Regions from separate parts of the Mus musculus genome. Here region 2 is linked to region 1. A link is a loop called in an ENCODE intact Hi-C map of the cell type or tissue named here. Cell type or tissue: heart. All regions are shown on one strand.

Region 1 (8,000 bases):
GTGGGTTTGAGTGGGTTTTACACCTTCACGGGACTCATTTATGAAACCTCGAAGTCCTGTCTCACACCTCTTCTCTCTTTGCAGGTCGTGCTCAGGGTCCCCAGGCAGCTCAGGCTGTTGCAAAGACTGGTATGTATACCCACGGACATGGCGTTCAAATACTCCACTCTTCTGCTTCCTTTGAACCTGGATCTAGTTTATATGCATGCTCCCAAAAGCCCTTGTTGCTCCTTAGAGAGGAATCTTAGCATGAAGAGGTATAGTTGATTCCTTTAGACATTTTCTCAAAGGGAGGGTTTTCTTTTTCTTAAAAGAGGGGCCAGAGAGTCTGTGGGTAAGAGTGCTTGCTACACAGGGTGGGGTTCTGAGGAGAACCCCCAGAATCCACGTAAAAAGCGTATTGTGGCTGAACGCAGGCCTGTTCCCCAGATGCTGTGAGGGCGGGAAGAGCACTAGAGTCTGCTGGTTCTCTGTTCAGAGAGAAATGCTGCCTAGGAGGGATTGACAGAGTAAGACTCCTGAGGGCCTCCTCTGGCCTTGCTTGGCCTGCAAGCTCATGAGAACACAGTCCCCATCCCCACAAAGACACCATACAGAACTTGGAATGCTGCACTAAGAATCAACATCTAAATCCATCGTACACATTTGTTGATTTTCTGTAACATCGGGAAATAAAGGCTTTGCTTCAAAGTGAAGAGCGTTTGCAGATTGAAGCATTGTGTGATGGGAGTTGGGTGGTCTCTCCAGGCGTGATGGAGTGAACACATTCCCCGGCCGTGAACAAATTCTGACAGTTAAAAATAGGTTGTTGGCCATCTGGTATAGCGGATCTCCAAGATGCTTCTCTTGGGCCCCTGCCCTTCTTCCTACTATTAGTTTAAATCCCCCTAATTGGGAACGTATTGGGGATGCTCATGCAGCCTGTCTTCTGAATTGGAAGGTTCCCTAAGAAACATGACATCAGCTTACTGGTTTTGTTTTTGATGTAGTTGCTGTATAAATCTTCTGGGTCCCTGTATTTATCATTTCTTTTGTAGCCTCTGAATTTCATTATTGATCAATAAGAGGTTTTTTTTTTTTTTTTTTTAAGAAAGGGTCTCCTGTACCTCAGGCTAGCCTCAAACTCTCTGTGCAGCCCAAACTGTCCATTGGTTCTTGATCCTTCTGGTCCTTCTGATCTGTCTGCTTCCATTTCCCAAATGCAGGGAGGATGGCTGGCATGTGTGTCCTACTGTGTCCAGCAGTTTCAAAGATTGTCATGACCCTATCACCTGCACTGTTTATATGATCTCTCACATTTTTCTTAGAAATCTCTTAAAATTTCCGAGTCTTCTTCTCACAAGTATTGCATATGTTTTAACATGAGCTCTATCCATGAAGGGTCTTTCCAGGAGTCATGCAATATGCCATGTGTTCTACAATCCCATACCTCAAGGGGTAAAACTCTGCATGCTCTAGCTTCTGCCTGTGCCTGGAGTCTCTCTTACCAATTGTAGATCTCAGTATGTTCTAAATTATAAGTTATGAATAGAAAGTAGACAGCTCAGAATGTTCCAGTTTTTAATTAATGAATAGAAACTGAGCAGCGTCAACTAAGATTCTCTCACAATTGTCAGGACCACAGAGATATGCTTGGTTATATTTGGAACTAATTAGATTTCTCTTTTTGCACAAGTCCTTGGACACACATATACATGAGCACGCACACTCGTGTGTGCACACACACACACGAACACATGCGCACATGCATGCTCATGCACACACACACACAGAGATTGCAATTTGAATATCATGAATATCTTTGTATCTGAGCTTCCACCATACTTAAAGACACTGGTTAGCTTTATCAAAGCAACTCACTCATGTCACTTACCCTCTGACAGCAGGGATCCCTCTTGGTAGCCCGTTGGGAGATAATATTCTGAAGTTTGTGCCAAGAATTATTTTATGGCAATGTGATATGATAGACAAACACGGAAATGATCGGCACGGAGGAATAAATACACTTACACATTGATGGTAACAGAAGTCATGCCCTACATACAGAGCCACATGCAGAAGCACCAAGCCTGTCAGGAAACAGTGGGCAGGATAGGTGTCAGAGCACAGCCCAGAGCATGTATTAGAATTTTCATGGGAAGGAATGTGTGAGTGGGTGGCTGGGCCCCGTAAGCTTTGATTTGGATACTTGGCGTTGCTCTGGCAGGCTCCTGGCTGGAACAGATGTTCCTCATTGCCTAGGACAGGTTTCCAGGGGCGACTGGGGCAGAGAGAGTATTGGTTTTCTGTGGGAGAGTTTGAGAGAGGAAGTGGTCAGCAGTGTGGGTCCTAGATAATTCGGTTAGCATATTGCGGATGGAGCAGCACAGCAGTCACTGCTGTCTCTGCAGTGAGGGAAGGAGTCTTTCCAGGAAAACATTCTCACGTGCTAGGACGTCAGGTTACGTCGTCTCGAGGGAAGTGGGTGCAAGTGGAGAGAAGGATATTAAGGGAGCTAAGCCACTCTCACAAAGACAAATATTGCATGTTTTCTTTCACTTTGGGTTCTAGACCTTATAGCTATATAAAATTGTTTATGTATAGATGACATGAAAGCAGAAGCAAATTGTCCAAAAGAGTAAAGGGAATTGATGTGAGGCGGGTAAAGGAAGCACCGTGGGGCTGAGAGGGGAGTGTGTACAAAGTGCGTTTTCATATGAAATGGCCTCAGCACTATCTGAATTACAGTCAGCAGGGTTGGTGAGTTGGTGCTGACCACCGGTCATCTGTGGATACCGCCTACACCTGGGTCTGTCTCCACAGCACGGGGTGTCACTTGCAAGTTGCTCAACAGGGGCTTCTCCTGGATAGAGATGATTACACACTCCTGTTCCTGCTTATCTCTAAATGTCAGGAGGCGTCCCTGTGTAGACTGTATGAACGTGAGCAGGCGAATTGGAGCTGGTGCTATGTTCCGTCTGCACATGGCGGGGAGGGAATGGTTTCCCCACGTGCCGAACACAGCATCCAAGGAGACTTCATCAGTGACCACACATGCTACACAGCTTTTGTAAAGAAGAGGCCTTAAGGCTGAGTAAAGGCCATTGGTGCCTAGAACCTAGTCCCCTGCTCCATTCCAACCTTCCCCGCTGTAAAACTAGGGAGAGTGGTGGTAGATTGCTTTATGAACTACCCCGATGTATTTCTCCTCAGGTCTGTAAATGATGGTTAGGCCAGGGGGTCTCAGAGATGGCACAATAGTTTGGAGACTGGCTGCTTTTCCAGAGAACCTGAGTTCCGTTGCCAGCATGGACATGGCTGCTCTCAGGGTTCTATAAATCCAGTTCCAGGAGATTCCAATGTCCTCTGCTGGGCTCTGTGGACACTAGACATGCGTATGATTGACATACATAAATGTAGGCAAACACACCCATACAATAAAAATAACAAATTCAATCTTTATTTATTTATCGTTATTCAAGAATGGTTAGTTTAGAACCAAGCACTAAAGAGTTAATAATCTTCTAGGAAGAGGGGCCTGAACGGAGCTCTGGCTGCCAATGCGCCTAACATTCCACTGCGACATTTCCAGATGGCAACTTGGGTAATTCAGGACATCCTCTGGGTGGCTTGAAGCTAAGTGACTCCCATGAGTCATACCCGAACCTCTGGTCCCTCAGGCAGCTAATTAAGGCACGCCCTGCCTCAAACCGCTTTTCCATCTGGGCTGGTTTTGGAGGGAAAAAAATAATGAAGAAATTATATTATGTCACGAGAAGCTTTCTTTTGCTTGGTATTTTCCAGCTGACATCTCCAAACAAAATAATTATTTATATATAAATGTGGAGACCATGTTGAATTTTTAGGAACTATATTGGGAAAGTTTGAGGTAACTCCTTTATAATCTTCCTTTGATGACAAATTTCCACACACTTCTGCCACGCAGAATTCTGTGTTTGCTTTCTGGTGTCAGACTCATTCGCCCACATGTCACCTCCTTAGCCAATATGCTTCTCACTGTGACTCCGTCCTAATTAATCTGGTGTGGTCATCACTCCTGAAATGAGCATGGTTTACTTTATGGCTTTGTTCACTCTCTCTCTCTCTAATTCTTTTTTCTTTGTTTCTCCTTTCCTTCCCCTTCTGTCCTCTCCCTTCCCCTCCCCTTCCTTCCTTCCATCCATCCTTCCTTCCTCTCCCCCTTCCTTCCTCCCATCCTCCCTTCTGTCCTCCCTTCCTTCCTTCCATCTGCTCTACCGTCCTCCCTCCCTCCCTCCCTTCCTTTTTCCCTCCTTCCCTTCCCTCCCTCCCTTCCTTCTTTCCTTTCTCCTCCCTCCCTTTTGTTCTTCCTTCCGCCCTCCCTTCCATCCTCCTGTCCATCCCTCCTTCCTTCCACCCTCCCATCCTCCCTTATTGGTGACTGAACCCAGGGCTTCATGCATGCTCGGGAAGAATTCTTATCTCTGCACTATAGTCTCAGTCCAGAACATCTTTCATACTATTCCACCACCTACACTTTCAGAACCTATTGAGGAAATATCTTCTTTTGCATTTTGCAGATAACACTGAATTATCTTTCTCCAGTCATACGATTCCCATTTTGTTTGTTTATGGGGCCTGACTACTGAAGCCAGCACCCATGCATGTGAGAGGGTCTACCGTGGAGCTGAACTGCAGCCATTTATCTTTCTTCTGAGCTCTGGAAGGTCTGGCAGAAATGGTTCCTGTGGCATCTCTTGGAGTTACTCAGTGTATCTCTCTCTCCCTGCCTTTCCTAGAATGCAAGTCCATCTCCCTCCTATATCTTTGTACACTGCTTCATGTTCTCCCCCTTTCTTCCAAATAAGTGCCTTGAGATAAGTGGCCAGATGGAGTACTTCTCAAACCTTCATGAAATGTAGTCTGTAGTAGTTCTTAAAAAGTATCAGCTTAGAACATTTTATTCTTAATGAATATATACTTTTTGATTGTTCAAGAGTCAGAGAGTTCCTTTCAATTCCACAAACATTTTAAAGTTGTTTTCTTTTCATTTTAGTATGCATATGTGCAAGTGTGTTTGTGGGTGCATGTATATTGTTGGGCATAGGGTGTACATGTAAATTTGTGCATGTATGTGTGGAGGCCAGAGGTCAATCCCGGGCGTTGTTCCCCAGGAGTTGTCCAGCGTGGGTTTTGAGATCGAGTCTCTCCCAGGCCTGGAGCTCACCAACTTAGCTAGGTAGGCTGCCGGCGGGCCTGGGGAACCCTCTCTGCCTCCCCAACACTGAGATTGCCAGCGCTCACGCCCAGGCCAGGATTTCTTTACATGGTTTCTGGGGACCGGAGTCCTGACCTCATGATTTCATGGCAAGCACTTTAGTGACTGAACCATTTTTTCAGCCCCAAGTTGGTTCCAAGCCGAGATCTAAGGGAGAAAAGGGAGAAGAGAGGGAGGAAAGGAGCTAAGACAGAAGGAGAAAAGAAAGAAGATAATGAGGGACAGAGAAGTCACCATCGCGGTGGTTCCGGATCACCATTTGTTTACGTAGTTGCCGCACAGTAGAAACAGGGGTAAGCTGGAGTGGCTCACAGCTGCACATGCGCACTTGATCCTGAGGGATTCGAGACTGAAGCTGCTTCTGTGGAGTAATTGCAGGGACTCCCGAGAAAACAGTAACTGGGCCGAAGCTGCAAGACTAAAATAGATCCCGACACTCTTCCAAACCGTCTCCTTGGACCCATAAACCGTGGCTCACGGCCTTGATGAAATGCTGTGGAAAATCAGCTATACCCGTAATCTTTATTTTAGGCTTGAACGACTAGAATAAACGTAATATTTTACCGGGAATCTTCTGATTTTTCACGTTTATTACCTTTCACTTACTTATTTGGTATGAGTTGGTACACACGTGTGCCACAGAACACAGATGGAAGTCAGAGGTTAACCTGCAGGAATCAGTTCTCTTTTAATAACATCTGAGTGCCAGGAATTGAATTTGGGCCACCAGGCTTGGGAGCAGGCTCCTTTAGCCAGGAAGCCATCGCCCTCGTTCAGATTTCTCATGTTTTCCTTTACGTGCTTTTAAATGTGTGTGTGTGTGTGTGTGTGTGTGTGTGTGAATGTATGTGACATGTGTGTGGGTGCTCTTGTTGCCCGAAGAGGATATGTCGGATACCTTGGACCTGGAGTTACAGGTGCTTGTAAGCTACCCAGTAAATGGGTTCTTGGAACCAAACTTGGGTTTTTGGAAGAGCAGCGAGTGTTCTTAACTGCTGTTCCATCTCTCAAAACCCAATTTCATCTTATTACATTTTAAAAAAGCAATTTTAGTTCATTATGTATTTTTTTTAGCAATTTAAAATATTTTCTTTGATAATTTCTTCAGTCTATTTTGGATGATATTCATCCTCTCTCCCCCGACTCCTCCAGACCCACCCAAGTAAGTTTGTGTCATCTTCTTCCTCTTCCTCCTTTCCCCCCCTTCTCTTCTTCCTCTTCCTCCTTCTAAATCCATCAAGTCAAGTTTTTTACCCATATCCTCTTGGACATATGGACATTAGAGGACCAGTAACCATCACAAGTACCTTCTGAGTCAGCAGCAAAGACCAACTTACATGTATTGTATTTATTTGAAGGATCTATAATACATATAGTTTGTATTATACTGTGAGAGTTTCTTTGGCTGTCTAGCAAAAGCCAGTGTAAAGGCGGTGTGCAGGAGTGTAAGCCTCTGGAGTCCTTTAAGGAGAGGCCCAGTATTGGGAACTGGGGCTTCTGAAGGCCACCATGGGCTAATGATGTAGTAAAGCCACAGGGTCAATGACAGAGAAAGACCCTGCTTGACACCTGGATAAAAACTAGGCTTTAGTATGGCCTTTTAGTTCTCAAATACAACTTCCAGTATCTTCTGTAGATGGTGCAAACTACCAAGGTCCAGACTCAATGGGAAATGAAACTTCTTCTCACAATGGGAGAGAAACAAAGGCATTCATGGTCAGCAGGAAAAGGTGTAATTCATACACCAACCTGTGTTGTATGCGCCAAAGCTGGTTTTCATTGTCTCTACGGATAAGGTGTTGAAGGTGGGACCCCCTTTTGGCTCTCCTTTTGAGTGGTAGAATAAGGTGTGCACTGTTGTGTTGTGCCGCTCTTTTTTTTTTTTTTTTTTGATTTATTGCTTGCTCAAGTGAATTTGTGAACAAGTGGTTTTTGTTGGTAGAGTTCATCAGCCATGCAGTGAAGCCAGCGATGCCATTTAGGAGGCACCGTGCCTCCGTCCCCATCCCAGAGTGTGTCTGTGCCATTTAGGAGGCACCGTGCATCCGTCCCCATCCCAGAGTGTGTCTGTGCCATTTAGGAGGCACCGTGCCTCCGTCCCTATCCCAGAGTGTGTCTGTGCCATTTATTTCTCATAACCAGTGAGGCAGAGGCTGCTTATTGACCTCACTTGCTTTCATGTCTGTCGTCCTGACCATTGCACCAACATTTATAACATTGCCCTGCCCAATGGGCTCTGTCGGTCTGTACTTCCAGACCTGTAGCAACTCAATTACCCTTTTACTTTGTACTGCTGTGAACAGACACTATGATCAAGGCAACTCTTGTAAGGACAACTTTTAATTGGGGCTGGCTTACAGGTTCAGAGGTTCAGTCCATTATCATCAAGGTGGGAACATGGCAGTGTCCAGGCAGGTATGGGACAGAAGGAGCTGAAGTTCTACATCTTCATCTGAAGGCTGCGAAGAGAAGACCGTCTTTCAGTCAGCTAGGATGAGGGTCTTAAAGCCCACACCCACGGTGACACACCTACTCCAACAGAGCCATACATTCTAATAGTGCCCCTCCCTGGGCTGAGCATATACAAACCACCCACCATCTTAGCTCTTTTTCAGACTGTAGTTCAGTGTCATTAGGTGTATCAATTAGCAAGACATCCTTCTCCAGAACTCTTTTGCTAAATGGAAACTCTATACCATTAATAAACCCCAGTTTCTTTCTTTGCTGGTTATTGTGAACTCTGATGTTCATTAGCTATTGCATG
Region 2 (8,000 bases), 63 kb after region 1:
TAAACATGTACCCACATACACGGCTTTAATTAATTTTGAATACCTGTTTGTGTTTGTGTATGTAGTGTGTGTGTGTGTGTGTGTGTGTGTGTGTGTGTGTGTGTGTTATGTGGGTGCACTATGTTCATGTAGAGCAGGGCATGTGTTCATATGGGAACATTGCTTGTTTTCCTGTGTATGAAGGCCAGAGGTCAACTTCAAGCATCCTTCTTCAGGAACTAGCCATGTTGCTTTGGGGACAGTCTTTTTTCTTTGTTTTGTTTTTGAGGCAAGGTCTCTGACTGGGACTTGATTAGGTTAGGATGTTTGGCCAGCAAGCTTCACATTCTCTCTCTTTCTCTCTCTCTCTCTCTCTCTCTCTCTCTCTCTCTGGAATAAGTGTAACATCAGACTTGCCTTTTTTATGTAGACTCTGAGGTTTATACTCAACTCTTTATGTTTGAACAGTAAGCACTTTACTGACTTTGGTTACCTATTCATGAATGAATTTAGGGGCACAATTGTTCCTTGTAGCACATTTTGGGGGTTCTCTGGCCTCTCTCCAATACAGAAGGCCCAGAGAGAGCTTTGAGAATAGAAGAAGAAATCTAAGACATGTGGTTTCCTGGGGTCTCTATCATTTTGTTCAGCCTTTAGAAGGGTGTTGGTAGGTGGTAGCCCACCTTGTCCATCACCTGTATCCAAACATATACATCTTAGTTACAACCTTGTCTGACCTGGCAGGAACCCGAAAGGGCATCCAGTTAGCCCCTCATGATTTACTCCTTCGCCTCTAGGACGGTTCCCAGGCTCATAGAAGCTTAGATTACACATTCTCTGCTCTCTGGACTTCCTCTGATCTTTCTGGCATGTATAACCCTGTTTCTGGACTGTATTCTTGGACAAAGGTTGACTAGGCTTCTGTTACTCTTCGCCATGTAAGTACGATGCAGAGAGAGGTCAGCATAAGCCCACTAACACTGAATCTGCTGTGTGGCCATTCACCATGTTCCTCCGGCGCCTCTAGATCCTTGTAGGGAAGGCAGAGATCTGAAGCTGATCAGTCCACCCAGTTGGAAAAAAGCCAGTCAAAGGTTAAGGGAGGGTAGAGAAGCTGCAAGCAGTTGCATTCGCTGTCTCTTAACTCCCTCTGGAATGGGTTGGGAGATCACCCTAGGCAGCTCTAGTGGGACTGGAAATGGAGCAACTGTCAGCTGCTGGCCTGCTTTCTCTTGGTGCAGAGGAGGATAGGTCACATCTGAGGCCTTAAAAGGTCACGAGGAATGATCAGTTCCTTATTCAAGAGGAAGATGAGGAGACGGAATAACCACAGAGAATGAATATTCAGCATGATGGGGAAAATACGCACTAAGGAGACATGCTGCTTAAGAGTCCCTAGAGATACCAGCACCTAAACAAACAACTGCGTTTCACAAGGATTCTTGAACCAGAGGCAGCTCCCAGTCCCTCCGAGCTAAGGAAAACAGCTGCATATTGTCTTTCTTGAGCACAGGCTTGCAGACCTTCCAGGAATCTAGCTAGATGCTTTATTTGGGAAATGATACCTGTCTCATGTTCATGCTAGGTGAGCTAGCTGTTAAAGAAAAGACAAGCAAGGAGCCTGGCATGAGCTGTTCCCTGCCTGGGGCCACTGTGTGAGTGTTGGGACTCCCCACCCACATCAGCAGAGTGCAGACATCTAACTACTTATAGTATATTCTTACTATAGCTTGTGCCTCAGTCATTGTGAGCTTACCACTCATGTTTCTCAGTGATGAGACATCTCTCAATACTATCCGATCTTGTTTCGTGCACCAGTTTCTTTCCCTATTGAAATGATAAAGCACTCTGACAAAAGCAACTTAAGAGAGAAGGGTTTATTCTGGCACACAGTTCAAGGGTATTTTAGCTCATACCATGACAGGCAGGGCAAGTGGCCAGACCTTGAAGCAGCTAATCACATCCCATCCATTGTCAACAAGCAGGGTGATGAAAGCTTGTTAGGCTCAGTTCTCCTTCATTTATACAGACCTGGCTCCCATTGGATGAGTCTTCCCACCTGAATTAATGTAATCACAGTAATTGTCCGTGGGCACGCCCAGAGGCCCATCTCCCAGACAATTATAGATTCTTACATTCATCATATTCCCTAACAATGTTGTGTCTCTGGCTATTTCCTCTCTGTTTCTAAATGAATTTTCTTCTTCTCCTCCTTCTCCTTCTCCTTCTCCTTCTTCTTCTTCTTCTTCTTCTTTGTCTTCCTCTTCCTCTTCCTCCTCCTCTTCTTCTTCTTCCTCGTCCTTCTCCTCGTCCTCGTCCTCGTCCTCCTCCTCCTCCTCCTCCTCCTCCTCCTCTTCTTCTTCTTCTTTGTCTTCCTCTTCCTCCTCCTTCTCCTCCTCCTCCTCCTCTTCCTCCTCTTCCTCCTCCTCCTCTTCTTCTTCTTCTTCTTCTTCTTCTTCTTCTTCTTCTTCTTCTTCTTCTTCTTCTTCTTCCTCTTCCTCCTCCTTCTCCTCCTCCTCCTCTTCCTCCTCTTCCTCCTCCTCCTCTTCTTCTTCTTCTTCTTCTTCTTCTTCTTCTTCTTCTTCTTCTTCTTCTTCTCCTCTTTTGTTTCTGTTGTTCTCCCTCTTACAGACACAGACACACACAGTCACACACACACACACACACACTAGAAATGTTCAAAGTACCCTACAGCATACCAGCACCCTGTAACCATTGACAGTGATTAATGCTAGCTGAATGGGATTGTATGAGTTTTACGTTTCTCTTCTGTTCTTACAAAAATGAAGAGCAATATGGCATGGTGACATGCACCTTTAATTCTACAACTCAGAAGTCAAAGGAAGGAAGGGGCAGAAAAAGCCCTGTGTTTCTGCAGTAGGCAGAGGATATATAGTGAGATTCAGAAAGAGGAGGAGGGGGGGAAGGAGGAGTAGGAGGGGGGAGGAGGAGGAGGAAGAGGAATAGGAAGAAATGAAGAGAAGGAGGAAGAGGAAGAGGAAGAGGAGCCACCATCACTGCTACAACTACCAGACATGAGTAGAAGCTCAACACTGGTGAGGTGGAAGCAGGAGAATCCGTGAGTTGAAGGCCAGTCTGAGCTACAGACCAGATTACAGGCTATCTTAGGCTACATGCCTTGTCTCAAATAAGGTTATGCAAGCAGGTGTGTAAGTTAATAAACAAAATGAAATACAACAGCAAACAGAGAACACTCAGATTACAATCCTGAGGATATCTAGAAAGAAGAGCTGAAATTCCAGGATTGGGAGCTGAAGGATTTGGGGGCTGTAGGTGGGGCAGGAATAACATTGGACACAACAGCCACAGTTGTCAGTTGGGCTTCAGGGTTTCTGAAGGTTTCTTTGCCCAGGAGAGAGAGAAGAACAAAGGACAACAGATTTGAGAAAGAAGATGAAGTTTCCAGTTTTCAATACATTGAGTCTAAGCTGTCCAAGGGTCCTTCCTGCCTAGAGAACTGATTGGCAAGTTGTCCTCAATTTAGAGAGAAGTGCATTCCAGAGGTGAATCTCGAAGTCTTGGAGAAAAGAATTGGTAGCTGTAAACCTGAATAAAGATAAATTTGTTGTGGGAAAGAGTGAGGTCTGAGAGCCAAGTTGGGAATTTGGCTAAAGAAGACATCCTATGACTCTTCCATCAAAAGGAGTAATGAGAAAGCCCCGAGGGAGACGATGGAAACACCAGAGAAAGGGAGGGGACCTCCAGAAGCCAGAGCAAATCAGGCTTTATGAAGGATGTGCCTTCATAAAAGAACATCTCACAGATGTCTCTGAGGAAGTGCTGACTGTGTATTGTCTCAGGAAGCTCAGCCATGTTTCCTGGTGATGGGAGTCAGAACATGGAAAGGAAAAAGAACCCTCTGCATCAATGGTCTGCTGTTGAGAGAAGGCTTTGAGCCAGGAGGAGGGGAAGAGACAGAACACAGGGACTTTCCTAGCTTTATGGGGTTTAATAGATGCTTCTGTGCTTCTCTTTTCCTGGAAGAACCGGAAGTAGGAGACAGCTCTGGGAAGGGCGAGGAGTTGGACTGAGGGTGACAGCCCCAAGAAAGGGCAAGGAGATAGTCTTAATGAAATACTCCCATTGTTCTTGTTCCTGGGTGGATGTGGAATTCCTGCAGTGCTTCTGCATGGATGTTACAGAGGACGAATCCATTTGCTGCTGCCAAAAAAAAACCCGCCCAAAAAAAGACCCACAGAGAAAGGAGGAGAGCCTGGCAGGCGAGTTGGAACAGTTACCAAGATAAGCTGCACACTGGAAAGGCTCTAACCCAATGTACTTGGCTTCCAATGGTTTTGGAGCTGCAGATCCCACTGTCTTGGATCCCAGCGTGAGTCCTGGCACAAGACTTCCTATGTTCTAATCATGTCTCCTGTGTGACACAATTCTTAAGTACTCTGCACCCAAGTTGCGTTATACAAATAGGAATACTGATTAGAGGTTTTACCACAGATGACGAGGACTGAGCCAGCCAATCATCTGAGCAGAAATGGTAGCTGTTAAAATCATCATCATTATCATCAACATCACCATCACCTGCTTCTCCTTCCTCTTCCTCCTCCTCCTCCCCCTCCTCCCCTCCCTCCTCCTCCTTATCCTTCTTCTTATCCTCATCCTCTTTTATACTTCTGGCAATGTCTTTAGACTCTGCTGCTTTTTCAGGCCTCCAGAATGACGACATGGTGGGAATGTACAGAACAGTAACTCAGCAAGGAACACCAGGGAGCTGGACAAAGCACGATCGGGCCAGAAGATCTCAGCTCACTGAGCTCCGTGGGAGAGGGTGTAATGGAGAGTTGTAAATGCAGACACACCCATTCTAGTTTTCTGCAGTGGATTTTGGAGGTTCCTTTGGAATACAAGAGTTGGATTGTGAGATCTTAAGTGAGCACCTAGTTACAGGATGGAAAGCTGGCTGGGGAGTGAGGAAGAGGGAGACATTCAGAAGGGAGACTTGGAAAGTGGTGGGAAGTTTTCCACGGATGGAGAGGCAGAAGGTACAGTAACTGTCTGGATCCAGGATATGAATCAAGGTCCACAACACTCAGGGAAAGGCCAGGAGAATGCTAGAGCAGACATACAATCTGTATCACCCATTATTCTTCCTCCATCCCCGGAAGCCAGTGCTTCTCTGAATTCTCCTCGTGTGTCTCACTGGGAACCAAACAATAGCAAAGGCATCAAGCATCAGCTCTACTCCGTTCTGAGCATAGTTCATCTTGTTCCTGATTTAATAATGTTCATGAAGGATGAGGCAGGCTTGTCATCCCAGTTCTACTGATGGGATAACTTCGGGGCAGCCATGTTCCTTCCCAGGGCTGAACCAAGGGTAAATAATGTGCCCAGGGTCCTTGCTATGGCACGTATGCAATGCATATTCTTAACTTCATACTGGGTTTCTTTAAACATCTGATGACAGTACTCATGAGACATGGCAGTGTTTGTCACAAATCCTCCTCTCCCCCTCGCTCCCCTCCCCTCCTTCCTATTTGCTCCCCCTTTCCCACTAACTCTCTCTCCACTTTCAGGAACAACGTCTTACCATATGACCTTAGCCTCAGTCCTGGCACTACCACTGGGTTCTGGGATTACAAGTGTGTAGCACCATGCCCAGTTTCAGATTCATTTCCTTATAGCATATCCCCATGTCACTCTGGTTCAGAGAGTTTGTAATATTTTAAAATCCCACAACAGCACCCAAAGAAATGACTCAGTGGATAAAGATTCTTCCCACCAAACCTGATAAGCTGAGTTCCAACCCTGGGGTCCATATGATGGGAGGAGAGAACTACGCACACAAATTGTCCTTTGACCTCTACACTTGACATTGCATGAGAACACACACCTTATCCCCACACACAAACAAATACATGTAATAAAATCTCTGAAAAGATAATAATGTCTTAGTCATTGTTCTATTGCTGTGAAGAGACACCATGACCATGGCAACTCTTATAAAAGAAAACATTTAATTGGGGCTGACTTACAGTTCAGAGGTTTAGTCCACTCTCATCATGGCAGGAAGCATGGTGGCAGACAGACAGACAGACGCGGTGCTGGAGAGAAGCTGATCATCTACATCCTGATCTGTAGGCAGCAGGAAGAGAGCTACTAGGCCTAGCTTGAGCTTTTGAAACCTCGGATCCTACCCACAGTAACACACTTCCTCCAATGAGGTCACACCTACTCCAATGAGGTCACACCTACTCCAATGAGGTCACAGCTCCTGGTAGTTTCAAATGATGCCACTCCCTATGAGTCTATGGGGACCATTTTCACTCAAACTACCATAAATATATTCCTAGTATCTTTAATTTTATAATTTGTTAAATATTAAGTCATTCATTCACCAGTACACCCTTGTCTGTTGCTTCCTGGTTGTTACTGGGTAGTAGGATTGGTACTGAAACCCACCTACTGAAAATTTAACGTCAGTTAAGGGGAAAGGCATAAAATAAGCTGCCATTACTCTGAAATGTGCTTGATGGCAGGAGTGTATTAAGTCAAGGACCAGCTAGAGAGAGGAATGGTGGGCCTCCTTGGAGCAGTGAGGAAACGTTCATAGTGGAACTTAGCCACCTTTCTGGAAATGACAAATGGCTTCTTGGTGAAAGATATGGACAAAGTGACACAGGAAAACATTCTAGTTCAGGAGAATCATGTTTGGGGTCTGTGAGATGGCCCAGAAAGGTAAAAATTACTATTTGCTACTGAATCCAGTAACTTGAGTTCAATCCACAAGACTCATGGTGGAAAGAGAAAACGTCCACAAAATGTCTTCGGACATCGGCTCATGTGATAATGTCAAGTGTGAGTTCACATACATACTCATGCACACATAAGCACATGTACAACAATCAAACCTTCATTTAAGAGTTTTGAAAGATGTCAGTTGTGAAGACTCGGTGACCTGATACACTATGGTTGGTAGCAGTATCCAACCTAGTGTTGAGTGAAACACTCATGACCTCTATCCAGCTGTCACATAGTTAGACCATGTTCCAGCAGGGCAGACATTAAGTATAAACCCTGAAGCTGGTCCTAGTAGTCAGTTTCTAAGTCAGGGGACATGTGGGCAAATGGGCTCAGAGGTGACCAGTTTGCACTTTGTCTTCGCCTAGACCAGGGAGGCTCTCGTCACAATTCTCAATGACCTCCGACCCCAGGATCGCTTCAATATCATTGGGTTCTCCAATCGGATTAAAATGTGGAAGGACCACTTACTACCAGTGACTCCTGACAACATTAGGAATGGCAAGATCTACATGTACCATCTGTCACCCACTGGAGGTAAGAATGATTCCTGACAGCCCTTCTATCCAGCTTTGGCATGACCATACACTCATTCTCTGCAAAGAGACAAGACTTTGGGAGTTGGCGCTGATACTAACAGAAGAAGCAATGATAATTTCCCCAGGTGTCTATGTCTCCGAGTGGGTAAATTCTCATTTCCTAGACCATAAGTTAATCATGACAAGTAACAGTTGGAAAATCCATCCACAATATGGATCCTGAAGTTGGTTTTGGCAAATTGTTCTTGGTTGGGGAATATTTTGAGGCTTTTAAATTTTTTCTTGTATGTGTGTATTACTATAAATTGATACCACCTACGTGGAGGTGCCAATGGAAAACAGAAGAGGGCATGCAGTCCCCTGGAGTTGGAGTGGCAGGCAGTTGTGAGTCACCTGACATGAGCCTTGGGAACTGAACTTGGCTCTTCTGGAAGAACAGGAAGTGATCTTAACTGCTGAGCCATCTCTCCCTTGATGGAAACTTGAAGCCAAGTGCATGACCCAGAATATTGTATGTGCTCAAGCAATGGCAGATGTAACTGCCCTGTATGGTCTTGCCTGAGCTGTAGCAATGGTGAGTGAGCATCAGTCTCAGATGCTCTGGGCTGTGCTATGGATGTGCAGTGGGAGGAGGCAAGGGCTGCACTTGAAGTCACTGCATGCATACCTCAAATGCTGCACCGGGTATATGTGCAGAAGACTGAGACA

The links. A loop is a pair of places that touch in the nucleus more often than their neighbours do. Peaks named below come from ENCODE experiments on the same cell type or tissue, not always from the same donor. Only the 100,000 strongest peaks of a DNase experiment are listed, where the experiment ranks them.
Region 2: a loop joins it to region 1, with 1.8 times the contacts of the local background. A loop is called at or near these places in 1 of 42 quality-filtered maps.

The regions. Positions count from the first base shown.
Region 1 is chr2:10,164,600-10,172,599 of GRCm38, forward strand. It overlaps Itih5 (inter-alpha (globulin) inhibitor H5), which reads left to right. Exons shown (of 14, transcript NM_172471.2): 2 at 85-129. Among named protein-coding and RNA genes, the nearest start is that of Itih5, 15 kb to the left of the region's middle. In heart, no CTCF peak of the experiment used is centred here; DNase peaks (open chromatin) are centred at 3,622 and 5,592.
Region 2 is chr2:10,227,882-10,235,881 of GRCm38, forward strand. It overlaps Itih5 (inter-alpha (globulin) inhibitor H5), which reads left to right. Exons shown (of 14, transcript NM_172471.2): 8 at 7,122-7,290. Among named protein-coding and RNA genes, the nearest start is that of Gm31496, 76 kb to the right of the region's middle. In heart, no CTCF peak of the experiment used is centred here; a DNase peak (open chromatin) is centred at 4,320.